Linked DNA regions of Homo sapiens: regions 2 and 3 are each linked to region 1. The links are chromatin contacts, found by Hi-C or POLR2A ChIA-PET in ENCODE. All regions are on one chromosome and are shown on one strand. Each heading gives the region's core, a stretch centred on a gene start or an enhancer-like site at or near the end of the contact. The rest is flanking DNA. Distances are from core to core; before and after follow the strand shown. Region 1 overlaps ALDH1L2 (aldehyde dehydrogenase 1 family member L2). Region 2 overlaps CHST11 (carbohydrate sulfotransferase 11). Region 3 overlaps CHST11 (carbohydrate sulfotransferase 11).

Region 1 (4,266 bases), core at 1,125-3,624:
GGAGGTACACATTGTTACCAAACCATACTCTATTATTTGCTCACTGCAATGCTCTATTGATGTCCCTATGTTTTTAGGAAGACATAAAACTTCATTAAATGTAAAGCAAAAGATTCATTTTATGTTCTGAAAATTTTCCCGTCTATGCTAGAAACGGGAAAACATTACTGCCATCTGCTTAAATTTTTTTTTTTTTTTTTTTAGAGGCCAGGCATTGCTCTGTCGCCTAGGCTGCAGTGCAGTGGCACAATCATAGCTCACTGCAGCCTCCATCTCCTTGGGCTCAAGTGATCCTCCCACCTTAGCCTCCGAAGTAGCTGGGACTACAGGCACATGCCACCATGCCCAGCTAATTTTTAAAAAAAATTTTTGTAGAGACAGGGTCTTTGTTGCCCAGGCTGATCTCAAACTCCTGGCCTCAAGCTGTCCCCCGACCTTGGCCTTGCAAAGTGTTGGGATTACAGGCATGAGGTGCAGAGTGGTTAAGTAACTGGCCCAAGCTCAGAGGGTTAGTGAGGGGAGAGGAGGCAGAGTTGGTCCTCTGACCCACTGCACCATCCTGCCTCTGACCCTCTGTGGACTAACTGTCATCTCTGTCTGTCTCCCCTGTTAGATAATAAACTCCTTAAGGTCAGGGGCTGTGACTTACCCATGTTACAGTAGATTCCCTCAAACCTGACTTCTAATGTCTGCACATTTAACACCACCACCATGGGAGAATGTATAATGAGAAATGGCATAGCATGCATCCTTGAATGGATATATCAAAGGTTACTCACTACACCTTATAGTCCCCTGAAGTCTTTTATACTATATCTATTAAAGACCGAGAAAGTCTATTCTTTATTTTTTTTTCAAGTTCTCATTGGCTGAAATAAATCTAAAGCCATTCTGAAGAATTTTGTGCAGTATACCATGAGACCCCATTCTATTAAGTATTGTTTTATGAGCTCAGTTAGCACTTGGACCTCTTCGATAAGCTGAACTCTTTGCAAAGTTTCATGTAGTATCACAAGCCAGCATGTCATTTACAGTTGATTATATGATGATTATGAACATTTCCATGAAAAGTTGAGTATCAAGCTTTGGGGGGCAATATCCCCTATAATAACAGCACTCTTTCTCTAGGGAAATAAGATTTCACAGATGCATACCCTAGGAATTTAAATGTGAAAACCAGTTTTGTTATTTCTCAGTTATTTACTTTGTTCCACAGACATCTCAAATGTCAAGTGCAGAAAAACTAAAATTTATTCAGCTAAAAGCCCATTATGTTGGCCATTAATTGAAGCTGAAAAGCAAAAATATACTATGATCTACGATGGTTAGCAAAAGCGTAACTTCTAATTATTTAAGTTAATTATTCTTATGGTAGAAAATTACATGTTCATTAATCTTATGCTGTGTATATAGCACAGTGGCAAAGGGGAAAAATGACTTATCTAGTCAAAACCTAAGTTACATTGTGTCTGAAGAACCTACCCATTTTGGAATTTAGAAATGACCATAATAGGCCCAAAGGATTCCTCTTTGGCGAGGTACATGTAGTCTTCCACATCTGTGAACACGGTCGGCTCCATGAAAAAGCCTTTTTGGAAAAAACAAAGAAAAAATGTCAACTGTAGGTTAAGTCATTTTCAATTAATAGTCCTCTCACTTAATTACATTATAATTTTTTCTTTCCCTCTGGCCCAGTAAAACCAAGAAGAGTTGCATTTCTCTATTTGGTGTTGGCATGCCCAGGTTCTTATTTTTTAATGTCTTTATTATGAAAATGTCAAACCTATGTAAAGGTAGAGAAAACAGTATAATGAATGGTAAAATAAATATCCATATTTTGCTGTATTTATCTTTTCCTCATTGAAATATTTTAAAGCAAATTCCAGATATCATAATTTTAACACCTCAGTATTTCAGTACACATCTGTAAAAAATAAGGATATTTTCTTATATAACCACTATACAGTGTCATGCTTAACAAAATTAGTAAGTATTCTTTATTCAGAGTTTATATTTTAATTTCCTTAATGTCTAGAAATTAGCTTTTTCACAGTTGGTTTGTTTGATTTAGGATTCAAATTCTTCTACACATTGTATTTGGTGTTTAGATTTCTTAAGGATCTTTTACTCTAAAACATTTCCCCATTTTGTCTTCCCCTTATTTTTTATGCTATCGTCATGTTAAAGAGACTGGGTCAGTTGTTTATACATTATCTTTCTTTCTGGTTAATCATTGCTTCCTTTGGATGATATTTGTTTCTCTATCTCTTGTATTTCTTCTTTTTCCCAGTGACTTTTATTGTGGTAAAATACACATAACTGAAATTTACCATCACAACCATCTTTAAGTGTACAGCTCAGTGTTATGAGATTCATAATATGCAACCTTCACCACCATCCATTTTCATTAACTATTTTCAGCTTATAAAACTGAAACTCTATACCCACTAAAAAATAACTTCCTGTTCCTTCCTCCCTCCCTACTGCAGTTCTTATGAATAGAAAGCTTGGCTTAAAGGTATAATTAGATTCAGCTTAAGCTTTTTTGGCAGGAACACTTCATAGGTGATACTGTGTATTACACGTTTTATTCCATCAGGAGACACATATTATCCAGTTGTCTCCCCTTCTTTGTTTTATTTTGTTTTGTTTTGTTTGAGACAGAGTCTCAGTCTGTTGCCCAAGTTGGAGTGCAGTGGCTTGATCTCAGCTCACTGCAGCCTCCTCCGCTCACGTTAACCTGCCTCCTAGGTTAAAGTGATTCTTGTGCCTCAGCCTCCCCAGTAGCAGGTGCGTGCCACCACACTGGGCTAATTTTTGGTAGAGATGAAGTTTCACCATGTTGGCCAGGCTGGTCTTAAACTGTCGCTGTCCATTCCAACTGAAGAAGGCGGGCACCCGGTAAACCCCCACAGAGGTGATCTTACCTGGCCTTTGGACTTGTCTTCCCCCGTACACCAAAGTGGCCCCTTCTTTCACTCCAGTTTCACAGTATTGCAGCAGCTTTTCCAGATGAGCCTTATGATTTTGGGGCCCATGATCAGTGGATCTGTCAAGTGGATCACCAATTTTCATCTTTTTAATTTCTTCTACCTGTATGTTACCCAGTCCATAAAAACACAATTCACTGTTAATAATAATGGAGTTTCTACCAAGTGGTAGGTGTTATACTAAGGTGTTTATAGATGTATTGTCATTTAGTCTTTACAATAGCACCGGAGGTAGGTGGTTGGTTTTTTTTTTTTTTTCCTTTTTGGAGACAGGGTCTTAGTCACTCTGTCGTCCATGCTGGATCACAGTGGCATGGCATGGCTCACTGCAACCTCGAACTTCTTTTTTTTTTTTTTTTTTTTTGAGGTGGAGTCTTATTTTGTTGCCCAGGCTGGAGTACAATGGTGTGATCTTGGCTCACTGCAACCTCTGCCTCCCGGGTTCAAGCTGTTCTCATGTCTCAGCCTCCTGAGTAGCTGGGATTACAGGCGCCTGCCACTGCGTCCGGCTATTCTCATGTCTTAGCCTCCCAAGTAGCTGGGATTACAGGTGTCTGCCACCACGCTCGGCTAATTTTTGTATTTTTAGTAGAGATGGGGTTTCTCCATGTTGGTCAGGTTGGTCTCGAACTCCTGACCTCAGGCAATCCACCCGCATCAGCCTCCCAAAGTGCTGGGATTACAGGCGTGAGCCACCGCGCCCAGCTGCAACCTCGAACTTCTAAGCTCAAGTGATCCTCCCGCCTCAGCTTCTCAGAAGAAGAAACTGAGGCCTAGAGGGGTTAAGTAAGTGCACCCAACCACTAAATACTGTAGACTTTTTTCCACTTGAAATCCCAAGTCCTTAACCACTATCTACTAGCACAATATAAGCTACATACACTATATGAAAATTATCCTAAATGTTAATCCATTAAGAATAGCAAACTAATGTTCTGAAATGTTTATTAATATCACATACTTACACTGTTCATGGCAAGAGAATTTCTAAAATGGTCACATTGTTATCTTTTTTTTTCCTCCTCAAATGTGGCAGACTGCCTTTGTAAAATTCTCCTGGTGTAGCCATGCCAGATGACCCACTAGAATGCTCTGACGAAAAATAATCTTTACTGCACGATGTTCATCACTGACATGTATTTGTAATTATCTCTTCCACTCCTCAGTTATCTTAACCTACTTCTGCATCTTCTAATGTTAAGTCCAATTCTGGTAAGAAGAATGGGAGTTATAACCCAGCAGGTCCATGACTTTGAATTTAGGCCTGGCCGTAATC
Region 2 (4,266 bases), core at 1,313-3,812, 560 kb before region 1:
AAGCTCAGCTGTAAACTCTGTAAGTGGGACATTCAATGATAGCCCCTTCTCTTCTTACCCTACACGCTATCCCTGGTGAGCTCATCCTCTCTTGGGGCCTGGGGTATCATCTGTGTTTAGATGACGCTCATGTCTTTCTTCAACTTGGATGTGACCTTGGGTCGAAGTCTAGTTCATGTATTACCTCTTGTGTTACCATCCATCCCCTCTTGGTCAGAATGAGGGGATAGATGTCCTTCCTGTCATCCCTGTGGTACTTTGTGTGTGTACATCTCTAATATTACTCATTCTGATACATTGACTCCTTCAGGGAAGGGGCCATGTCTTGTTTAGCACAATATCCCAACATCTCCAATAGAGCCTGGTACATAATGGTCACTCAGTAACTATTTGCTAAAAGAAGGAATACACTGATGGTAATTGGTCACTAAGAAGAAAATCCCCCTTTTTGGGATAGCGGGTATGGAATTTTCAATGCTGATTTGATTTTCATTTTGATTCTATGGTGAGCTGTCACTTAAGAGAGCCAAGAACAACCCCTTTTATACCATGGCTAAATGTGAACAGCCAAAAAGTGAACAACTGTCAAAGTTGTAGGAATTGCATCACTGTAACCACAAAGGTAATTAAATGTGTCCCAGAAAGGGATCTGCTAATTTGGTTTGCAACGGGAGGGTCTGAGACAAGACTTCTGTAGAGCAACACTGTCCAGTGGAAATACACTGCTGCTGCACACAGAACTAAATCTTCCGGTAGCCATTTTTACATTGAAAAAAGTGAAAAGAAACAGGTGAGATTAATACCTGAAATATTGCAACAGGTACTCAATATTAAAACTCACTGCAATATTTTACATATTTTTGGTACTAAGTCTCCAGAAATCCAATGTGTATTTTTACAGGACATCTAAATTCAGGCTAGCTGCATTTCAAATGCTTACTAGCCATACGTGACTAGGGCTACTGTAATGTATAGTGTAGCTCTAAAGTGTTAGAGAACCTTTTCTACATTGAACTAGGGCTTTTTTTGGTCTCCCCTCACCCTAATTTAAAAAAAAAATTTATGGTGACAGAATCTTGCTCTGTCACCCAGGCTGGAATGCAGTGGCATGATCATAGTTCACTGCAACTTTGACCTCCTGGGCTCAAGGAATTCTCCTCAGCCTCCCAAGTAGCTGGGACTACAGGTGTGCACCATCACACTTAGCTAATTTTTGATTTTTTTTTTCTTTTTTTTTTTTTTGTAGAGACAGGGTCTAGTTATGTTGCCCAGGCTGGTCTCAAATGCCTGGGCTCAAGGGATCTTGCCTCAGCCTCCTGAAGTACTGGGAGTACAGGCGTGAGCCATTGCGCCCGCCCCTTCCATTTTCTTAAGGGGATGTTGTCTTTCCTGGGTTTTAGCTATACCCTTTGGGAATAATATTGATTATCTTAAGGCTCAACATGTTAAATACAAGATATTGGCTGCAAAGTTTTATACACACACACACACACACACACCCCTCTAAAGTCATTTCAGGCCTCTAAGGTATCTTCAGAGTCTTCTAGTTAATCAGTCGCTATCTGAAGCTTGATTGTGCTATTGAGATCTTGACACAGTCTGCCATGTAGCAAGAGCAACTGTTACTAGCTCCATTCTACAGATGAGGCAATGGAGACTCAGAAGGATTTAGGGAATTGCTTAAATTTTGTTTCAAATGGTTCTAATACCAACGTTTAGCTGCAAAGTCTGGCCCAAGGAACATTCATTCTATTAGGGTGGATGTAAACACACATACTTCACTGTCTTATGGGGCCAGATGCGATTGCTGTTACAAAGAGAGACAAACTGTGAAGGAAAGGGAGAGGAGGGTGATTGATTTTGGTGGTGGTGGTGATGGTGGTGGTTGTGGTGGTGGTGGTGGAAGGAAACCTTCCAGGGAAAGTTGAGGTTGGCACCGGGCTCTGAAGGATGAGTAGAAATTTGCTGGCGGAATCTGGGAAGGGAGAGGAAAGACATTCCAGGTGAGGACGCCTGCCAGAGCAGGGAGTGGGGCAGTGAGGAGAGTGATGTCTGGGAATACGGGAGCCCAGGGGTGGAGAGGTGAACCTGGATGGCTCTGAATGCTCTAAAGTTTGAGTTTTATTCTTGGTACCAGGGAGCCACAGAAGGTTTAGTGTCTCCTGTTTTTCAGATGATGAAATTTAAGCTGAATTTAAACTCTCTTGTTTCATTAGAAAGGCAGTAGTTTCAAACTCACTTTCTCAAAATGAACTCGGGGCCATTTGGAAATCGTTTCTATTATCATCATTTAATGGGAGGTAAGATTATTCATGAACGACTAAAGTGCAAAGTAAGAAAGAGCTTAAAGGCACTCTGTAGTGGGATTTGAAACTCCTCTGTTTTGCATTGCTCGGGCCAAAATTATAGGCCATGGAGGTTAAATTTCAGTCTCTCAGTTGCTAATGGTGCCCTAGCTTCACCCTCAGAGGGCTCTGGAAGCAGTGGCAGGAGAAAGGGAAAGTGTGTAAATAGTCGCAGGGAAGAGAGTTTCTTGCTTCAGTGGGAGCTCATGGGTGTATCCGGGTCAGGCTGCAGCTGTTGGGCTGCCCTAGAGATGAGCAGTGAAGGATGGAGAACAAAGTCTGCTGCTTCCTCCTGGAAGCGAGACCCAAGTTCACTGTGTGTGGGGTCTGAGTGCATTGTACCCCTGAAAGATGCCGCCCTGTGTCCTCTTTAAATCAAAAGACTGCCTCTTTTTTTAGGCTCCCCTTCCTGGGCTGTGGGAGAGGGCATGGGGCTATTGTAGAGCTCATACACAATGTAAAAAGGCATCTCTCTGTGGCTTTCACAGTCACTTCTGGGGGCCATTGTGCTTGGTACAAAGCTGAGGGCTGCCTGTATTTTCTCTGCTAGACTGTAGCACTTGACGCCTGTCGATGAATAATTGAGAGCTGGTTTTCTCATAGGGGCATCTCACCACCTTTGATCCCCTTTATTTTCCGTTAAAACATCACCATCATCACCACCACCACCACCACCACCACCGCGACCACTACAACCACGACAGGGAGAACTCTTCCAAAGGCTTAATTGAAAAAGAAACTAATATAATGTAATCACAGATATGCAGCGTGTTTTAAAGGGGGCATGTGGACAGGCAAGCTAAAAGGGTTTCTGGATTTACACTTGCAAACTTATAAAGATTTAGGGATTAGAGATTGGAAGGTCTAATTGAGGTAGTACTTATTATTGGAAGCCTATGCAAAGGTATTGGAATGGGGATTATTTTGCAATTGGAAGAATTAGTGAAATCCTTTAAGAGCGAAGGTTTCATTATATATAGGGTTTTCTGTATAATTTTGCTATTCAAAAATGGAAGTGCAGGTTTGAGATCAGAAACTGAACAGGCAATCTTTTAGTTAATTGTAATAAAACAGCTTTCTTTGGGAGAGTGTGAGCCATCATCCGAACGACAATTATGTGCTTAAAAATATTAACTCGGAATAGTGGCCTTGCTCACTTTAGGATAATCCATTGCATTCAGGAGGGGAGCAGCTCAGGGCTCTTTCTTGGGACTCTGCAGAGAATTCTTTCAAGGCTTATGCTGACTTTGTTTCCTGTGCCTGTAAAAGCAAAATGAGATTTTTAAAAATAAATCCAGGGCTGATAGTAAGTGCCTTCCTGCAAATGAGATTTGAGGGATGTGCAGGATGTTGTCATTGGAAAGTCACAGCAACATTCCTTTTTTATTTTCATGGGAAATAAACAAGGAATGGATTAGGAACACAGAGGTCATTGCTGAGTGTTCGATCTGTTATAAAACTCCAACAAAGTAGAAAGGGCATTGGGTGGGCATTGGGTGGGGCATCAGGGATCTTGGGTTCTTGTCCCAGTTCTTCTGCCCCCTTTGGGGACCCCACATGTGTTACTAACAATGTAGATGTTGGCAGTTTTCAAACTACTCCTCTAAGCCGAAGCATGGGGGAAGGTCCTTGGACGGCGGTAGGGGGTCCCAGTAAACCCCACCCCCATCAGAGTGGCTCCTTGCTTATCTGTTTCATATTTTTGGGTTCTGAGTAAAATTTTGTTAGAATTAAGTATTTCAGGGCTAAAACCAACAATTTTGCAGTTGACTACTTAGACTATTTAGACTATTTCTAAGGTCTCTTCCCAACTCAGATCTGATGCTATTAGCAGTTCTCAAAATCAATACACATTTACATGAGGGTTAAATCATAATTAAAATGAATAATTACTGTTCATGCAGTATGAACTGTCTGACAT
Region 3 (4,266 bases), core at 1,269-3,768, 540 kb before region 1:
CCCCGAACCAGAATAGAAGTTCCTGAGGCCAGAACTTCTGTCTCTCTGCCCCTCACTATGTGTCTCTGGCACATACCCCAGTGCCTGCCTGCTCTAAAGTAAAATCTTAGTAAATATTACTGTTGACTAAATAAATGAATAAATCCCTTTTAATGCCCTTTGGAAGTTGCAAGTAAAGAATAGGATCCCTTTTTAAGATTACACTTTTGGCTATTGATCTGTGTGTCTGGAACAAGATACAGTTTGAAGATACTACCATGGGACATGACATCAGTTGAGCTGATTAAGGTTTTAGTAATAAGAATCCAGGATGTGTCCGGGTGCGGTGGCTCACGCCTGTAATCCTAGCATTTTGGGAGACCGAGGCGGGCAGATCACGAGGTCAGCAGTTTGAGACCAGCCTGACCAACATGGTGAAACCCCGTCTCTACTAAAAAATACAAAAATTAGCCGGGTATGGTGGTGTCCACCTGTAATCCTAGCTACTCAGGAGGCTGAGGCAGGAGAATTTCTTGAACCCGGGAGGCGGAGGTTGCAGTGAGCCGAGATCACACCAGTGCACTCCAGCCTGGGCAACAGAGCAAGACCCAGTCTCAGGAAAAAAAAAAAATCCAGGACGTAACTGAGGAAAATGAAGTGGAAATGAAATGCACACTTACCTATAGCTGTGTTTCCTACTGTCAGTGAGGTCAGATGTTTTTGACCAAAAAAAGATCGGAAAGTGAAATAAAACTAATGGAAATGGTGCACGATGGCTCAGTGGTTTGCAAGCAATGCAGATGGCCTCAGCCATTCACATTCAGGCAGGAGCCGCTGATCCTAGTGTTTACCTTGGAGCTGGTATCCAGTAATGTGGCAAGATGTTTATTGCTTTCTCATCAGATGATGGATGTGGAAGAGAATGTTTTTGCCCTGGAACCAGGTAGGCCTTGGGCTACTTAATTTGCTCTTTAATAGACATAGGTGTTCTTGAAGTACACCTGTCATTCCCTTAACAGAGCACCTATGAGGTGCCAGGTGCTGAGGGTTCGTTGGTGAATGAAGTACATTTTGTGGCTTCTAATCCAGTGGCTTTGGACATGTCCTGGTGAGAGGGGTGGAAATAGTGTATGCGAATGTGTGTCAAATGCCTCAGAAGTGGGAAATGGAGGGAGAGTTTGAAGGCCTGAAGGCGTTCCATCAAAGCTTCCTTCCTTGCCGTCTCTACCCTTCCCTCAACTCTGGCTCAGGCAAATGCTCAAAGTGACTCACCCTGGTAGGCACGGAAAGACAAGAGAGACTTGGATGTAGAAAGACACATTTACAGTTTGTGGAGGGCCGTCCCTTCGGACACATTTCATCAGTGGGTGTGATGCTGCCTGTGGTATCACATGTGCAGCAGCAGGGTGTTCGGTTTTGTTTTTTGAGACTGGGTCTTGCTCTGTCACCCAGGCTGAAGTGCAGTGGCACCATCTTGGCTCACTGCAGCCTCCATCTCTTGGGCTCAAGTGATCTTCCCACCCCAGCCTCCCAAGTAGCTGGGACTAAACACACACACCACCATGCCTGGGTAATCTTTTGAGATCTCACTGTATTGTCCAGGCTGGTCTTGAATTTCCGGGCTCAAGCAAGCCTTCTGCCTTGGCCTCCCAAAGTGTTGGGATTATAGTGTGAGCCACCGTGCCTGGCCTAACAAGATGTCTGTATGTGAAGCCACATTCCTGGCCCATCCACAGTCACGAGGACTTGGGACTACAGGCTGGGTGACAAAATTGAGCTGATTTCCCCAAATCTCCAAGGAGATCCCCTCTGAAGAGATGCCGTGCCGATGAGAGACAGAGCCTGCACCACGAAGCAAAGGCAGGAGCTTGTGAGCTTGTGAGCTGACCCCTCTGGCCTTGGCCTCTTAGTGTCTATAGCCCGTCACTGCCTTAAAGCCACCACATCACATGTCACTGTTCTTCAACACTGCTCTTATTTGAATGTCTCAGTGATAACATCTCAGAAATGAAAAACAGGGTCTCCACTTCTGAGGATGTGACAAGTGAGTTGGAGGCAGTTTCCCAGGGGAAGGATTTTTGTCTCAAAGCATTAAAATAGAATCCGTTCTAAGTCAGAATATTCCTTTTAAAGTTAACTTCACAAAACTTCTCTGATCTTGATCCTCTTGCTAGCAGCTGACTGCCGAGGATGGGTTCCAGCGCTTCTCAGAACAATGTCGTAGGCGTATTAGCTCTGTAAGTCACCACGAATTCAGAATAATAACTGTGGGGTGGGGTGCGGGCTCACTGATTGACTCGGAGGCATCTAGAGTTCATTTTGTAAAACACTTAAACAATTCAGGGTGTTTTGTTTTGTGGGTAGATTTTTAAAAATAATTTTAAAAATGTAAAATTGTGGTTAAAAAAGCACAATGTAAACTTTACCATTTTAATCCTTTTTAAGAGTACGGGTCAGCAGTGGTAAGTATATTCATACTGTTGTGCAACAGATCTCCAGAACTTTTTTGTTTTGCGAAACTGACATGCTGTACCCACTAAGCAAACAACAACTCCCCATTTTCTCAGACCCCCTGAGCTTCCAGTAACCACCGTTCTACTTTCTGTTTCTATGAGTTTGATAACTTGAGACACTTCAGATGCGTGGAGTCATACAGTATTTCTGTTTTTGGGACTGGGTTATTTTGCTTAGCTTAATGTCCTCAGAGTTCGTCCATGTTGTAGCATGTGACAGGATTCCTTCCTTTTTAAGGCTGAATAATTCATTGTATGTGTACACCACATTTTGTTTATCTGTTCTTCAGTTGATGGGCATCTGGGTTGTTCCTGTGTCTTGGCTGTTGTGGATACTGCTGCTGTGAACATAGGTGTGTAAATATCTCTCCGGAATCCTGCTTTCAATTCTTTTGAAAGAATTGAAAGAAGTGGGATTGCCAGGTTTTGTGGTAATTCTATTTTAAATTTTTTGAGGGCCCACCACACTCTTTTCCACAGTGGTCGTGCCATTTTATATTCCTACCAACAGTACACAAGGGTTCCAGTTTCCCCACATCCTTGCCAACACTTGTTACTTTCTAATTTTATTTTTTTTTGATAGTCACAGTCCTAGTAGGTGTAAAGGAATATCTTATTATGGTTAAACAGTGTAGTTTTATTATTTATACTTCAGGTAACCAATACATAAATTAGTACTAATAAAAATTGATAACTACTATTTATTGAGTGCTTATTAAGTGTTCTAAGCATCTTGCATGACTTAATTCTCATTACATCTCTGTGAGGAAGAGGTTCCATTTTTACCCATTTTATAGATGAGGAAATTGAGGCTTGGAGAATGTAAGGAACTCATACAAGGTCACACAACGAACTGAAGCCTGTGCCTGGATTTGAACCCAACCGTCTGGCTACTAGGGTGTTCTCTGGCTTTCTTTTCCTAATTGACTATGCTCTTTAAAATTCACATCTTCAGCTGACCCATATCAAGAAAGTTATAGAAGATAATGACATCCTGACTCCTGAATGGAGTTCCTTGAAGTGCCCAGGAATGAAAACTTGGAATAAGGCCCATGCCTCAGTCATCACTGATGCCTCGGATAGCAGACTTAAGCGAGGGCTTTAGAAATAGTGGCCTAGTCTCCTAAGCCCTGGGCTTGTAAAATACTCTGTACTTTTTTGGTTTGAATTCCCTTGTTAAATGAATAATAGAAAATGTGAGGAGAGAGGCACAACATTTTTTTCTTGACACTATTCCACTTTGAGTTTGGTTTCTATTCCAAATCTGTGTGTGTGTGTGGCAGTGGGGAGGAAGGTGTGTTGATGAGTTATTGTTGCATTAGAAGGTTCACTCTTAGAGCCACCAGATTTTCTGGAAAGCCATACATGTGCTATAATGCCTGTCAAATAAAAAATCAATGTGACACAGTTGGTTTAATTTTTGTTAATCTTTATCATATTTAATTTTGTTTTTTGACTAGACCTAATAATGGGCCAGAGGCCTTTAGGCACTGTTGAAGTGACTGCTGGCCACAATTCCCCAAATCAGCTGTAATGTTTGTGTTGGATTATTGTATTAACAAATGCTTCAAATTACATTAGAAAAAAATCCGTTATGTTATTTTAAGTTGGGGGACCAATTCCACACTCACATCTGGTAATCCTATCAGTAAATAATGGCACAGGGCCATTCTAACAGGGCCAATTAAGTCTGCAGGGCCTCTCTTCACTCTTTGATATGTTTTGTGAACATTTTTCTTATTTTGGTGCTATGAAATGAAGTCTCTGTCAAGAG

What was found. Hi-C counts contacts between places; a loop is a spot of excess contacts on that map. ChIA-PET counts read pairs that join two places held with the same protein, here RNA polymerase II (POLR2A). Pooled maps may share reads with other maps.
Region 2: a loop to region 1 is called in a map with no recorded cell type, with 3 times the contacts of the local background. The contact joins two enhancer-like sites. A Hi-C loop is called at or near these places in 6 of 37 single-sample maps with no recorded cell type and 8 of 50 pooled maps. POLR2A ChIA-PET finds 5 or more read pairs at or near these places in 2 of 52 experiments (activated B cell and naive thymus-derived CD4-positive, alpha-beta T cell).
Region 3: a pooled map shows a loop between it and region 1 (2.5-fold over the local background). The contact joins two enhancer-like sites. A Hi-C loop is called at or near these places in 1 of 37 single-sample maps with no recorded cell type and 2 of 50 pooled maps. POLR2A ChIA-PET finds 5 or more read pairs at or near these places in 1 of 52 experiments (activated T-cell).

The regions. Positions count from the first base shown.
Region 1 is chr12:105,028,842-105,033,107 of GRCh38, forward strand. ALDH1L2 (aldehyde dehydrogenase 1 family member L2) reads right to left here. Exons shown (of 23, transcript NM_001034173.4): 20 at 2,928-3,093; 21 at 1,483-1,588. Among named protein-coding and RNA genes, the nearest start is that of NOPCHAP1, 45 kb to the left of the region's middle. Within about 2 kb of position 2,375, at least 3 of the 41 ENCODE cell types and tissues checked have a DNase peak (open chromatin) inside an H3K27ac peak, as active enhancers do.
Region 2 is chr12:104,470,914-104,475,179 of GRCh38, forward strand. All of the region lies in intron 1 of CHST11 (carbohydrate sulfotransferase 11), which reads left to right. Among named protein-coding and RNA genes, the nearest start is that of CHST11, 16 kb to the left of the region's middle. RefSeq lists enhancers at 2,521-2,660, 2,617-2,786. Within about 2 kb of position 2,563, at least 5 of the 41 ENCODE cell types and tissues checked have a DNase peak (open chromatin) inside an H3K27ac peak, as active enhancers do.
Region 3 is chr12:104,492,438-104,496,703 of GRCh38, forward strand. The region is part of intron 1 of CHST11 (carbohydrate sulfotransferase 11); the gene reads left to right. Among named protein-coding and RNA genes, the nearest start is that of CHST11, 38 kb to the left of the region's middle. RefSeq lists enhancers at 859-1,028, 1,651-1,840. Within about 2 kb of position 2,519, at least 13 of the 41 ENCODE cell types and tissues checked have a DNase peak (open chromatin) inside an H3K27ac peak, as active enhancers do.